Regions from separate parts of the Homo sapiens genome. Here all the other regions are linked to region 1. A link is a contact called in ENCODE Hi-C or POLR2A ChIA-PET data. All regions are on one chromosome and are shown on one strand. The core of a region is the stretch at or near the end of the contact, and the rest is flanking DNA. Distances in the headings are between cores, read along the strand shown.

Region 1 (3,880 bases), core at 817-3,316:
CCTGAGTCAGCCTCTAGTGCATCTCTGCCAACCTGGCTTCCCAGACCCATGTTGGCAGCCTGTGCCAGGGCCCCCAGCTAAGGATCCTCCCAGCAATGGTATGGCCCTCAGCAGGCCTCTGCCTCACAGCTCAGAGCTGGGCCAGGGCCGCAGACTGGCGGGAGGCTTGCTCGGTCTCCAGGGTCCCTTAGGGGAGCAGCTCCCAGTATGGACTCCCCAGGCATGGAGGGCATACGAGTGATGTGGTGGTGGGGGGTGGATTCAGCAATGATTTCAGGCTCCTTGTGACTCTAAACAGAATCACCTGGAGGATGTGTGTATGTGTATGGATCGGAGGGGTCGTCAGCCAGCACTTCCCATGCCCACCCTTGCCTTGGGATATGACTCAGGCAAATGCCACGCCAGGCATCTGCAAGCAAGTCCTGCTCCCACCCTGGGGAATGAGGAGGGGCTCCTCCAGCCCCACCCCCACCCTCACCCTTGGCCCTGCTCCTCAGGTCCTAAACTGGAAGGAAGAAATTTTTGAGAAAGGAGGCCATCTCCCATGGCCTGGGCTCAGCCCTCCCACTGCCCAGAGACCTTCGCATCTCCAGCGTCCTCAGGAGCAAGGTACTGGCTGGTAAAGAAATCAGGAGCTTGAGATTCCAGTCCTGGCCATGCCACCAGGGGAATCACCTGCTCATTCTGGGCCTCAGTTTCCTGATTGGCAAAATAGGAATATTGTGCTAAAGGGGCACAAGGTGTTGCTGGCAGCTCAACAAGTGGTCTGGGCAAGCAGAGAACAGAAAGTGTTGGGAGTTGGGGCTAGAGAAGGTGTCAGGGCTAAGTTGACATTTGCACGGAGCTTTGAAGAGTGGGAGAATCTCTGATGAGGGCCTTGCGGCGGGGAAATGGTGTTCTAGGCAGAGGGGATAAATACCCTGAGCGAAGGCCAGCAGGTGCAGTGGTGACTGGGAAACCTAGCTCAGCAGCCTGTAGGATGAGGCCACGGACTGCCCAACCTCTCGGCTAGCCTCGCCCTTCTGAGCTCATGTGATGATCTGATTAGCATCTGACTCCTGACTAGTCTATGCAGTAGGGGACCTCATTTGTTTCAGTTGCTGCTCTCACTGTAGAGCCCTGGACAGTGCCTGGTGCGTCAGAGGTGCTCAATAAATATCCAGGAACTGATTGAGAAGCATCTCCCCAAACACTGTGAACTTTAGACAAGTGCTTGTTCCAACAACCGCAGTAAGAACCTCCCACAGACTCTAAAACAATGGTTTGCAAGGTGTGGTCTCTCGTGCATCACCTGGGAGCTGGTTAGAAATGCAAAGTCTGGGGCCCCAACCCAGACCTGCCGAATCAGAAACTCTGGAGTTGGGGTCCAGCAATGTTAACAAGCTCTAGGGGATGATTCTGCTCTGCGTCAAACTTTGAGAACTGGAGCTCTAAAACTATGACCACAGGCACCATGAAGAACATGTTTGCGGATGGAGGAGCGAGAATTGTGGCAAAGCCTAGCCTAGAACCCAGGTATTCTTGACCCATTCTTTTTCCCCAGCTCAGTCCAGGGCACAAAGAAGAGCAGAGTTCGATCATCCTCCCTGTCAGAGTCCTGGAACGGAGACTTGGGAACGTCAGGAGTCTACAAACAGAGGGCGGGGCAGTCCTCTCCGGAGTAGAAGGCGGGGCCAGTGCCCTGAGCCCCGCCCCATCCCGTTGCCCCGGGAAACCCCGGGTTGTAACAATAACCGGTGACGCGCTTCTGGGAGGGATCCTGTCGAGCCCATGGGCAGGACAGTCCAGCCGCGGACCAATGGGAGTGTTAGGGCTCCGCCCCCTAGCCCCCCCGCCTCCGCGCCGAGCAGGGGGCGGGGTCGCGCCAGCCGCTCCGCCCCTGCTCCGTAGGCGGCGCTGTTGCTTGCAGGGGCTGCGGCGGGGTCGCCCCGAGCTGGGAGCTCAGCGCCCGGTCTCCCAGCCCGCGGGCGGGGCACCTGGGCTGGCTGAGGATTCCGCGGCCGCAGGCGAAACGCCCCGCCCCCTCCCGCGTCGGGCCCGCCCCCTCCCCGTCCCCCGCCCATCCCGAGGTGCAGCCGGCGCTGAGCGCGGCAGGCGCGGGAGCTGGCGCTGGAGCCGGAGCGGCGGCGGCGGCAGCATTCACCGGGCGGCGGCGGCGCGGGCTCCGGCACCGGCTCGGGCTCCGGCATGGTGCAATCCGGCCTCGTCCCGGGAGAGCAGGGCCCGTGCGCAGGGCCGGCGCCCGGGGAGCGGCGGCAGCGGCGGTGGCGGTGGTGGCTGCAGGCGCAGGCAGGCGGCAGGTGCTAGAAGCGGGGCTGGGCGAGGTGTGTGCCCGCTGGGCTCCCGGGCCGCCGCCCCCTCACTGCCCAGGTCTTTCCCTCCCTTCGTGCTCCCCAGCGCGTCCAGCCCCCTGCCTCCGCGCCTCGGCCCATGGCGCCCCGCGGCTGAGACAGCGCCGCCAGGGACCCCTCCCGCGGGCCTCCCCGGGGCGTGCAGATCCCGGAGCCGCCCGCCCACCCTCCGCGAAGCCTCCCTCCCCTCCTCGCCCGAGCCGGGCGGGACCATGGCTGCGAAGCTGCGAGCGCATCAGGTGGACGTGGACCCGGACTTCGCGCCGCAGAGCCGGCCGCGCTCGTGTACCTGGCCCCTGCCGCAGCCTGACTTGGCCGGCGACGAGGACGGAGCGCTGGGCGCAGGGGTGGCCGAGGGCGCCGAGGACTGCGGGCCGGAGCGCCGGGCTACGGCCCCGGCGATGGCCCCAGCGCCGCCCCTGGGCGCGGAGGTCGGACCGCTGCGGAAAGCGAAGAGCTCTCGGCGGAACGCGTGGGGGAACCTGTCCTACGCCGACCTCATCACCAAAGCCATCGAGAGCGCCCCGGACAAGCGGCTCACGCTCTCGCAGATCTACGACTGGATGGTCCGTTACGTGCCCTACTTCAAGGATAAAGGCGACAGCAACAGCTCGGCCGGCTGGAAGGTGGGGGCGTCCGGCTGGGGAGGGGGCTGGGGACGCCGACTGGGGCTTCCAGGGGCTGCTAGGTGTGTTGGGCTCCAGGAGGGCCGTCAGAAGGAGGGCTTTTTGGCACCCCCCGGGGTCACAGAGTGTGCGCCCAGGGCGTGGGGCCGGCCAGCGGACGGGCGGGGGCGTACTGGGAGCAGCTGTGTGCGTGCTCCCTTGCGGGGAGGGATGCGGGGTGGGAGGTCTGGTAGGGTGACAAGGGACTGCCGCTTTGAGGCGTCCCCGAGGCACGTCCCCACCCTGTCCTTGGGGGCATAGCAGAGGAACCCATTCCCAGGCCGCGGACATTGGGGAGCCTCCCCCTCCTCCCCCAAGTCTGCTTTGTGTGACTCTTGTTTTACCCTTTCCACCAGGGCACCCTTCTTAGAGCGCTGGAATAATGACTTGGGGCCAATGCCGGCTTTCCCTCCCAAATCTCTATCATTGCGCTTCCTGGAGCTGTCCCCAGGGTGAGGAGTGTGACCATGGGCCCACAGTTCTTCTTGTGGTGCCAGAGTTCACCCTAGGGCACCAACCAGCCTGGAGTGGGGAACTCGGCAGGTGACCTGAGATCTGAGTTCTCCATGGGGTGGCTGCTGCCCCCCTTACCTAGATCAGGATGGGGGTCACTGGTGATGGCCCCTGCTGGTGTGAGGACAGGGTGTTGAGAGCTGGGGATCTGTCCATACCCACCCAGGATGCTTTTTTCCACTTCCCTAGCTGTCGGAGCCCAGATCCATTTAGGGGCTGGGGGAGGGGCAGGGTACCCCAGGGAGGCCTCAGTGCCAGCCAGTGGAAAGGGGGGAGCCACCTTAGGAGGGGACAGGGGCTTGCTTGGATTGTGGCCTCTCGACCCAGCTCCTCCCCTGGCCATCTTGTTGG
Region 2 (3,880 bases), core at 367-2,866, 120 kb after region 1:
GTCCCCACTTGCCTGGAGGGGTAACACATGTGCCTTAGAGGCTTGACTTGAAAGTGGGGTGTGTGTGTGTGTGTGTGTTCAGATGGGATTAATTTCAGATTCAGAGTCTGATCAAGCGGGCCAGGGGAATGGCAGGGGCCCTGTGGCTGGCTAGACCAGCACTTTCGAGTGACAGAGCTAATTTTAGATGGTGTGGTTGGAGTCGCAGTGACTCCAGGTAGACTCAGCACGCAGGGACTGGCAGGGTTCCCGCCCTAAGCAAGTGTTTGGATGCGGATTAGCTTCACACACGCTTACGTGCAGGGCTTCTCTTGCCTTTTGCAATTTGGGGAGGGGAAAAAATCACAAACACACACAGAAACTTCAACTGAAGGTATGCAGTGGCCTGGAGGCAGTGCGGGTGCAGGCGGAACAGACAGCACGGGGCTCCCACCCGGGTGTAGCCAGTAGCACAGGGCAGGTTCTCATCTGTCGTTTGAGGGACTATCCTGCCTTATGGGGAGGATGGGGGGGCTCCTGAGATGATCATGCACGTGCAGTGCTTGGCAAAGAGCCTGGCATAGTCAAAGCACGGGTGCTGTCACTAATCGTATTATTATTGGAAGAGCATGCAGAGGCAGCATGACAGAGACTGTGAGCTCCGGCATTCCCCAACCGAGGATGGTGCCTACCCTTACAATTACCTGTGTGATCTTGGGGGAGGCGCTTAAGCTCTCTGAGCCTCAGCACTTGAATCTGGAAAACGGGGCCAACACTTGCTTACCAGGCTGTCTTAAGAATTCTCAGAAGACAGCCCTCTCTATGGCTCAGGTGGTCCCCACTCAGGAATTGAAACAATTAACTATTGATATTAGCCAGTGCCTCCATCTGGAGGCCCAGGGAGAGATGGAATGTGTCAACGTTCCCTAGCATGCCAGTAGCTTCCACCCTGACACCCTGCCCCAGAGCTCCCCCTGCCCCCAATCCCCATGGATGCTCACTCAGGAGTGTTCACCCAGATGATGTCCAAGTGGCAGAAGTAGACGCACTCCTTGTCGAGCCAGGAGCTGCAGGAGCAACGGCGAAGCCGAAGGTGGGTGCCTTGGGCATGAGATGAGGACGCTGGCTGCTCCAGGGTGGCAGCAGCCTGGCCCTTCCCTGCATGCACAGGAGGGAGAGAGAGGTGGAGAGGTGGGTTGGGGTGCCTGGCACATCCCAGAGTGGGGGACCCACCATGCCCCTCCTCTTGCATAATCGAGGGAGTTGGCACTCTTGCTGCTCAAGAGCTCCAGGCCAGCCCAGGGAAGTCCCAGCAGCCCGTGGGGAGCCTGGGCACCTCTGTATTTGCAGAACCTTTCCCCTGCCACCACTGCCGCCAGGCTCCCGCCCCTGTCTGCCCCCAGCTGGCTTGGGAGGCACTGCAGCCCTAGAGGGAGACAGAGATAGGCAGACCCAGGAGCTGTAGGCAGCAGGTGAGGCCAGGGCAGCTCACCTTCATGCAGGGCCACGAGCAGGGCTAGCGCAACGGAGCACCAGGTGGTAGGCACGGAGACCATAGCGGCGGTGGAGCGCGCAGGCTGGACTGGAGCAGGGAGTGCCTGTTGCCAGCGTCCTGCTATTAAGCTGAGCAGATAGCTCATTGCCTCGGTGCCCTGGCTGCCTCTTATACCAGGCACGGTGCCCCACCCCTTCTGGTCCAGCCCTGCCCCGCTGCACCGGCGGGCTGGGAGCCAGGGACACCGCCTCCTCCCCGGGCGCCTGGCCCGACCCAGCCTCTGCAGTGAAGGGGGGAGGGAGATGGAAGGCCCATTCCTCCCTCTGTGCCTGGAGCACCTCTGGGAGTCCTGAGGCTCCCTGGCAGTCCCCAGGGGCCCCTCGCAGTCCAGCTGGACTTCCTCAAGTCACCCCCAGCTGCCCCGAGCCCCCTCCCTCACTCTGTTGGCGGCTGCTCCACAGGTCTCGCCCAGGGCTGTGAGTGTGGAGGAGGAGGTTCCATGAGCAAAACCCCTCTCCTCGGAGAAGACTCTGCCATCTATCCTGCCTGCCCTCTGCCAACCAGGCTGAGGATGCCCCTCTGTTGTGTGGGATGTGAAAGGCCCACGCAAGGCTGTGTGGCCTTGGGCGAGTCAGAGCCCTCTCTGGGCCTGCCTCCCTCTGTGAAGGACACAGCTCATGCCTGACTTCTGACCAGCCTGGAACTGCTTCATCCCCACCTCACCCAGGAAATGCCCCCCTCAACCCCTGCCCTGTCACCCCAGGGCCTGGGGCAGGAGTTCTAGTCCCTTCCAGAAGCTGTTCAGCTATGCAGCCATGGCCAAGGGCATCCTTCCTGGGCCTGTTTCCTTGTTTGCAAACAAGGCCAAAACAAGAAGGTACTTCACCTGCTTGGCTTACAGGCTCCTTTGAGACTAAGAAGGTGGCTTCAGACCCCTTTCCAGAAAGATGTCCCTGAGGACACACACACAAAGCGCCCCTTGAACAGTCTCCTGTCCTGGCCATGACAGGATGTCTTGGCTTCCACCGGGGGCTACTGTCTGCAAAAGAAGTAAGCCAGGGGACTTCTCTGGGGACTGGCATTCTGCTCCTGCCCCTCTGCTGGCCCAGAAGCCTTGCCGGGGAGGGGAAAGCAGGGATGAACCACAGCTGTGCTGAGCAGCTCAGGGAACCGGCAGGCACCCTCTGTTCCTGCCCTGGCTGAGAGTCCACTTCCTGCTGGAGTCTTCTCAGGGACCCTGTCTCCAGGCACAACAGGAAAGGCCCTCTCGTTTCTTGGAATTCCCAGGGCCTGTGCCTCTCGTGCCTGCCTGACTCATCCCATTGCACTTATCTCCCCTGCAATCTCAAGGTCCAGAGCCCCAGAGGAGGCAGGGCCTGACACCTACCCTGCACACAGTAGGGGCCTTGCGAGTGCTTCCTGAGGGCAGGGGGGTCAAGAGATGCACACCTGGCTTTCCACTTACAGAACCCAGGATGCCCAATGCTCAGTTCCTGTATTCAGCAGCTCCTTTGTCCTTGGACATTTATGAAGGGGACAGTAGGTGACCACCAGGAACAGGCAAGTTTGCATCTTCCTAGGGTGTGCCCAGAGCAAGCGTGCATGTGTGAAATCCTGGAGAAACTGGCAGAACTGATGGAGGGTGAGAGCAGGATCTTCCTTCCTGGAGACTGAGCTGGCTCCTGTGAAAAAAACAAACAAATGTTTCCTGAGCACCTACTACGTGCTTGGAGCACTATCGACTCTTCCTCACCACAACCCCAGGAGGCAGCTATTATCACAGGGGAGTCAGCTCAGGACTGCCCACGAGGCTCAGAGAGGAGCAGGGCCTGGTCAAGGCCACCCAGCGGGCAGGTGGCTTGGTCTATCAAGCAAAGCACAAGGGACTCCCCGTGAGGTGCTCTCTGCCCTCCCACGTCGTGCCTCTCGAAGAATTTAGAAGAGTATTTCTGGAATGAGGTGAGCAATACTCACAGTCATTTCTATCAGCCTCTGCAAGAATATGAATACGGAATTAAGCAGGGCTGGGGGCTGCTTGGGGGTGGATAGAGAATTCAAATCGCTGGACCGTGAAGAGAAGAAAGAAGGAAAAGCAGGTCAGCGGGGAGACGGAGGGGGTCACGGTGGGGAGGAAAACAAACAGGGAGGCAGATAAAGACAGGCAGGGAGAGAGGGGGAGAATGAGGAAGCAGTGCGTAGCCAGAAAGAAAGAACTCAGATTTGAGAAAGTAAAAGAGGGAAACCATAGGGAGAAGAGGGAAGGTTATAAAGCGTCTAATCTTTACACAAATGCAAAACGCCTGCTCAAGACAATAGGGAACCAGAGGCTCCGAGCCGGGGAAACATAATAGAAGCATTAAATGAACCCAGAGACAGGATCCCTCCCGGGTGTGAAAGAAGGGTGAC
Region 3 (3,880 bases), core at 553-3,052, 93 kb after region 1:
CCCAGGTCAAAGGTCATGAACACTTATTCAAGTTGGCAGCTTTTTGTTATGGAGCAGGATTCCGGAGTCAGATAGTCCTGCGGGTGAATCCGCATTGGCCTATTTCCTAGTCACTAGCCTTGGGTAAGTGACTCCACCTCGCTAAGCCTCTGATTTCTTATCTGTAAACCAGGGTAATAACATTAACTGTATTAAGGGATTGTTGCCTGACATGAAGTACTCATAAACCCTACCTTTTATTACGGTCCTGACTTGCTCTGATACCCATCCTTAGTTAATCAATACGGAAGCCGAGGTCGAGTGAGGGGAGTAGTCTCCTACCAAGGTCACAGTCTGTGTGCAGCTGGTAACCCAGATCTATCTGGGGCTAGTTTCAGCATCTTCTTTGCAAACCCTGTCAGACTCAAGCCAGGGCTGGAATTGATATGGTGCAGGGACTATGGTGGCCCAAGACCTCATCCAGGTAGCAGAGGGAAAGTTCCAAATTGCTCTCCATGTCCTAAACAATGCCTGGGTGAGCCCCACTGTTTTCTTTCTCACCTCTCACCTCCATGCTTTTGCATCTGTTGTTTCTGCTAGAATGTTCTCCCTGACCAACCCACTTTAAACTGCATGACCTTCTTACCCACTGGACTATGATGGGGCCCTGCCTTCATCTCTGTCCGTTGATTGAATAGAATGAACTTGGGGAATTTCAGAGCTGGTCTGGATCAGTTTCACGTTTTCTAATGGAGAAGTGGACGCCTTGCCCAAGGACGCATGGTCTATCCACGAATGCATTTCTTGTGTGCCTACTAAGTATTTAGGGTGGGTGCAGTGCCCAGCCAGGAAGTGTCAAGGTATGGCAGAAGGAACACGTGTTTGGGGATCAAAAGACTTCAAGTCCACTCTCTCTCATTCCTTCGCTGGGACCTCAGGCTTGCTTTGGCTCCTCTCTGGGCCTCGGTTCTCCCACCTCTAAAATGGAGGTGATAAGCTCACCCACCTCTTGAGGCTAGTGTGAGTAGGAGTTGGAGACGCTGTGCCAGTGTTACACCCAAGTGTCATGTGGCAATGGCCCCAGCTGAGAGGGGGACTTCCAGGAGACAGAGAGCGGGGTCAGGCCTGGAGTCAGGCAGGCCTGGGACCAAAGCCTGGATCCTTCACTTACAGCTGTGTGACCTTGATTGAGTCACCTCCCTCCTCTGAGTTCAGTTCCTCCTCTATGAAGTCACCTCCTCAAAGTGGCCTTCCTTGGCCCACCTCCCACCCTTCATTTCTTCCATACCTCTGATCACAGGCCACAGTTCTCTCATTTGTTCTTTTTATTGTCTGTCTCTTCCTTCCAGAATATGCATTCCAGGAGAGCAGGGATATTTGTTTTGTTCCCCGATGTATCCCCTGGATCTAGCACAGGACTGGCAGGTAATAGGCACTCAATGATATTTGTTGAATGAGTGAATGGATGAATATGTGAATGCATTGGAGTTAGTACTTCCAACCTCCCAAGGGCGTTTAGAGGCGAAGGGCGAGATGCATAAGGTGTCCGGCCCAGCACATAACAGGCTCGCTCAGTGAGGATGGAGCTGCTGTTACCATCCTGAGGAAAAACTTTGCAGCTGCCTCCCAGGAAACTGGGCTCAAAGTGGGGGGCGGGAGAGCTCAGCAACTCCCACAGTGTAGCTTCCACTTCCTGGCTGGGGCTGAGCCCTGTAATTGCTCCCATCTCCTTGGCAGCCTCAGCAGCTGTCTAATGAGTTTGCACCCGGCTGGCCCCTGGGCTTGGCCGCACAGCCCAGGCCTGCCTGCCCAACTGCAGGCAGACAAAGGCCCTATGTCCCTGGGATCTGCTTCCTGCCCGCCCACTGCGTCCCTGACAAACCGAGGTCCCCAGCTGCCAAGCTCTGCTTCTGCAGTGAAGGAGCCCAAGATTCCCATGTGGGCCAGGGGCACAGAGCAGTGGAGAGGGCATTTGTCCTGGAGGATGGAGCCCTGGGTCCACATCCCTGCTCTTCTCCGGCTGAGAGGTGCTAGGGGAGGCGGTGGGATGTCATGCCCAAGAGCCTGACCAACAGGGTTGGAACCACGCCTCCACCACCTCTAGCTGTGTGACCTTGGGCAAGTCCCAGACTGCTCTAATCCTCAGTTTCCTCATCCATCAAGCAGGGGTAGATTACAGGAGCTCACGGGTGTACAGCTGTCAGCATAGGTCTTGGCACATGGAAGAGCTATTATAATTATTGGGGACCCCGTTTGATCCAGGGTCCTTGGTCTGCTCATCTATCAAATCAGGATTGCTCAACCTTGGCACTATTGACATTGGGACTGGATGATTCTGTTGGGGCTGTCCTGTGCATTCTAGGATGTTTAGTAGCATCCCTGGCATCAGCTGACCCAGTTTCAAGGTTTCTGTTACACTCTGAAATTCCCTGATTTGCTTTAGGAACCCCAGATTCTTCTCCATGGTCGGAATCATTGCAAAATAACTGGTAAGTATTCCTTCACTGCAAAATAATCTCCCTAGTCTAGGGGCCCCAAATGCCTCAGGCTGCTCACAATGAGCATTGGACATGGAGGATGATGGCGACGTCTTTAATTATGCAAGAGCTGTAACAGGACCCAACCCTGAGCATCCTGGAAACTCCTTGAAATGTTCCCCATAACACTTCTTTGGAGCCTCCCATCTTCCCCCTGGAATACACATGGCCACCAGCCCATTGTCTTTGTGCCCCACTCTGCTCTACATCCTGCTGCAGTCCCCATCTCAGACTCTGCCAAAAGGGCCCCTGTGCCCAGCATTCACTGCTTGTCCCCATCTCCCTAAACATCCTTTCCCACCACACCGTCCCCTGCAGTTGCCGAGCTCTCTTTGTACCCTCCATCCACTGTGCCTTTGCTGATGCTGTCCCTTCTACCCCTAGAGCTCTCTCTCCACCCCTCCCCTCCCTCCAGGCCTAGCTGTGAAGTTGCCTCTTCCTGAGGTTCTCCCAGATTCCTACATCAGAACAGCTCTGCCTGCCCTGGGCACCGGAGCCAACCCTGAGCTCACCACTCTGCTGGAACACATGTCTGCCCAGCATGGCATCCAGTTTATTTATGAGGCTGTCTGTCTGCCCCCCGTCCCAGGAGCCCCAGGGCAGGGCCCTGTCTGATTCATTGCCAGGCACAGGGTCTGGCCAGCATCAGGGAGCATGTGTTGAGCAGTACCGGTGAGAGCTGTCTCTGGGAGGAGGCATTGTGGGGCTGGCTGGCATGGAGCACAGGCCCAGGGCTGTGGAGTGGCGGGGCCAGGCCAATGCCAGTGCTGCTGGAGAAGGCTGAGGGCCCTCCTTCCCAGGTTCCCTCATCTTGCCCTCTCTCCTCCTCCCCTCTGTCACTGACTCATTCACTCAGCAACTTCTCTTGCTCATTCATGCATCTGCGTGCTCCGTCACAGACTCATTCACTAATAGGGGAGCTCATCCATTCATTCACTTTTATATTTGTCCATTCATTCATTCATTTCTTCACTTACTCCTCTATTCATCCAACAAACTTTCCTGAGCTCTGATATTACACCCCACTCTGACCTCTAGAGAAGCCCTGGAGATTCAGCGCTAAAGACCTTTTCTTCCGGAGTGGTGGTGATGGGTGGTACACACGTATAAATGAACAACTGCAGTCAGAGTGAAAGGGGCTATGATTGAGGAATACGTGATGTGACAGCAGAGGAATCTACACAGGCTTCATGCAGGAGGTGGCATTTGCATAGGGCCTTGGAGATTAAGAAGTCCCAAGCAAGGCCTAGAGAGGCTGGGCTCTGAGCTCCGGGATGGGGAGGAGATGGTTTCTAGAGGACTTAGGGACTGCTTGGCTGGGTGCCTGGGGAGAGAGAGGAAGGGACAAGAGTTGCGTTCAGCCC

The links. A loop is a pair of places that touch in the nucleus more often than their neighbours do. ChIA-PET counts read pairs that join two places held with the same protein, here RNA polymerase II (POLR2A). Pooled maps may share reads with other maps.
Region 2: a map of chondrocyte shows a loop between it and region 1 (2.6-fold over the local background). The contact joins the promoter of EDN2 here to the promoter of FOXO6 in region 1. A Hi-C loop is called at or near these places in 3 of 168 maps with a recorded cell type or tissue (ascending aorta, chondrocyte and mammary epithelial cell) and 11 of 50 pooled maps. POLR2A ChIA-PET finds 5 or more read pairs at or near these places in 1 of 52 experiments (T-cell).
Region 3: a loop to region 1 is called in a pooled map, with 2.6 times the contacts of the local background. The contact joins the enhancer-like site here to the promoter of FOXO6 in region 1. A Hi-C loop is called at or near these places in 1 of 50 pooled maps.

Annotation. Positions count from the first base shown.
Region 1 is chr1:41,359,368-41,363,247 of GRCh38, forward strand. FOXO6 (forkhead box O6) reads left to right here and starts at 2,067. Exons shown (of 3, transcript NM_001291281.3): 1 at 2,067-2,977. The coding sequence starts at 2,564. RefSeq lists enhancers at 1,473-1,542, 1,610-1,904 and silencers at 1,703-2,362, 2,563-2,782.
Region 2 is chr1:41,483,067-41,486,946 of GRCh38, forward strand. It overlaps EDN2 (endothelin 2), which reads right to left and starts at 1,617. Exons shown (of 5, transcript NM_001956.5): 1 at 1,472-1,617; 2 at 981-1,137. The coding sequence starts at 1,535. RefSeq lists an enhancer at 2,724-3,880.
Region 3 is chr1:41,452,849-41,456,728 of GRCh38, forward strand. It overlaps LOC105378678 (a long non-coding RNA gene), which reads left to right. Exons shown (of 6, transcript XR_007066029.1): 3 at 1,329-1,404; 4 at 2,423-2,468. Among named protein-coding and RNA genes, the nearest start is that of EDN2, 30 kb to the right of the region's middle. Within about 2 kb of position 1,803, at least 10 of the 41 ENCODE cell types and tissues checked have a DNase peak (open chromatin) inside an H3K27ac peak, as active enhancers do.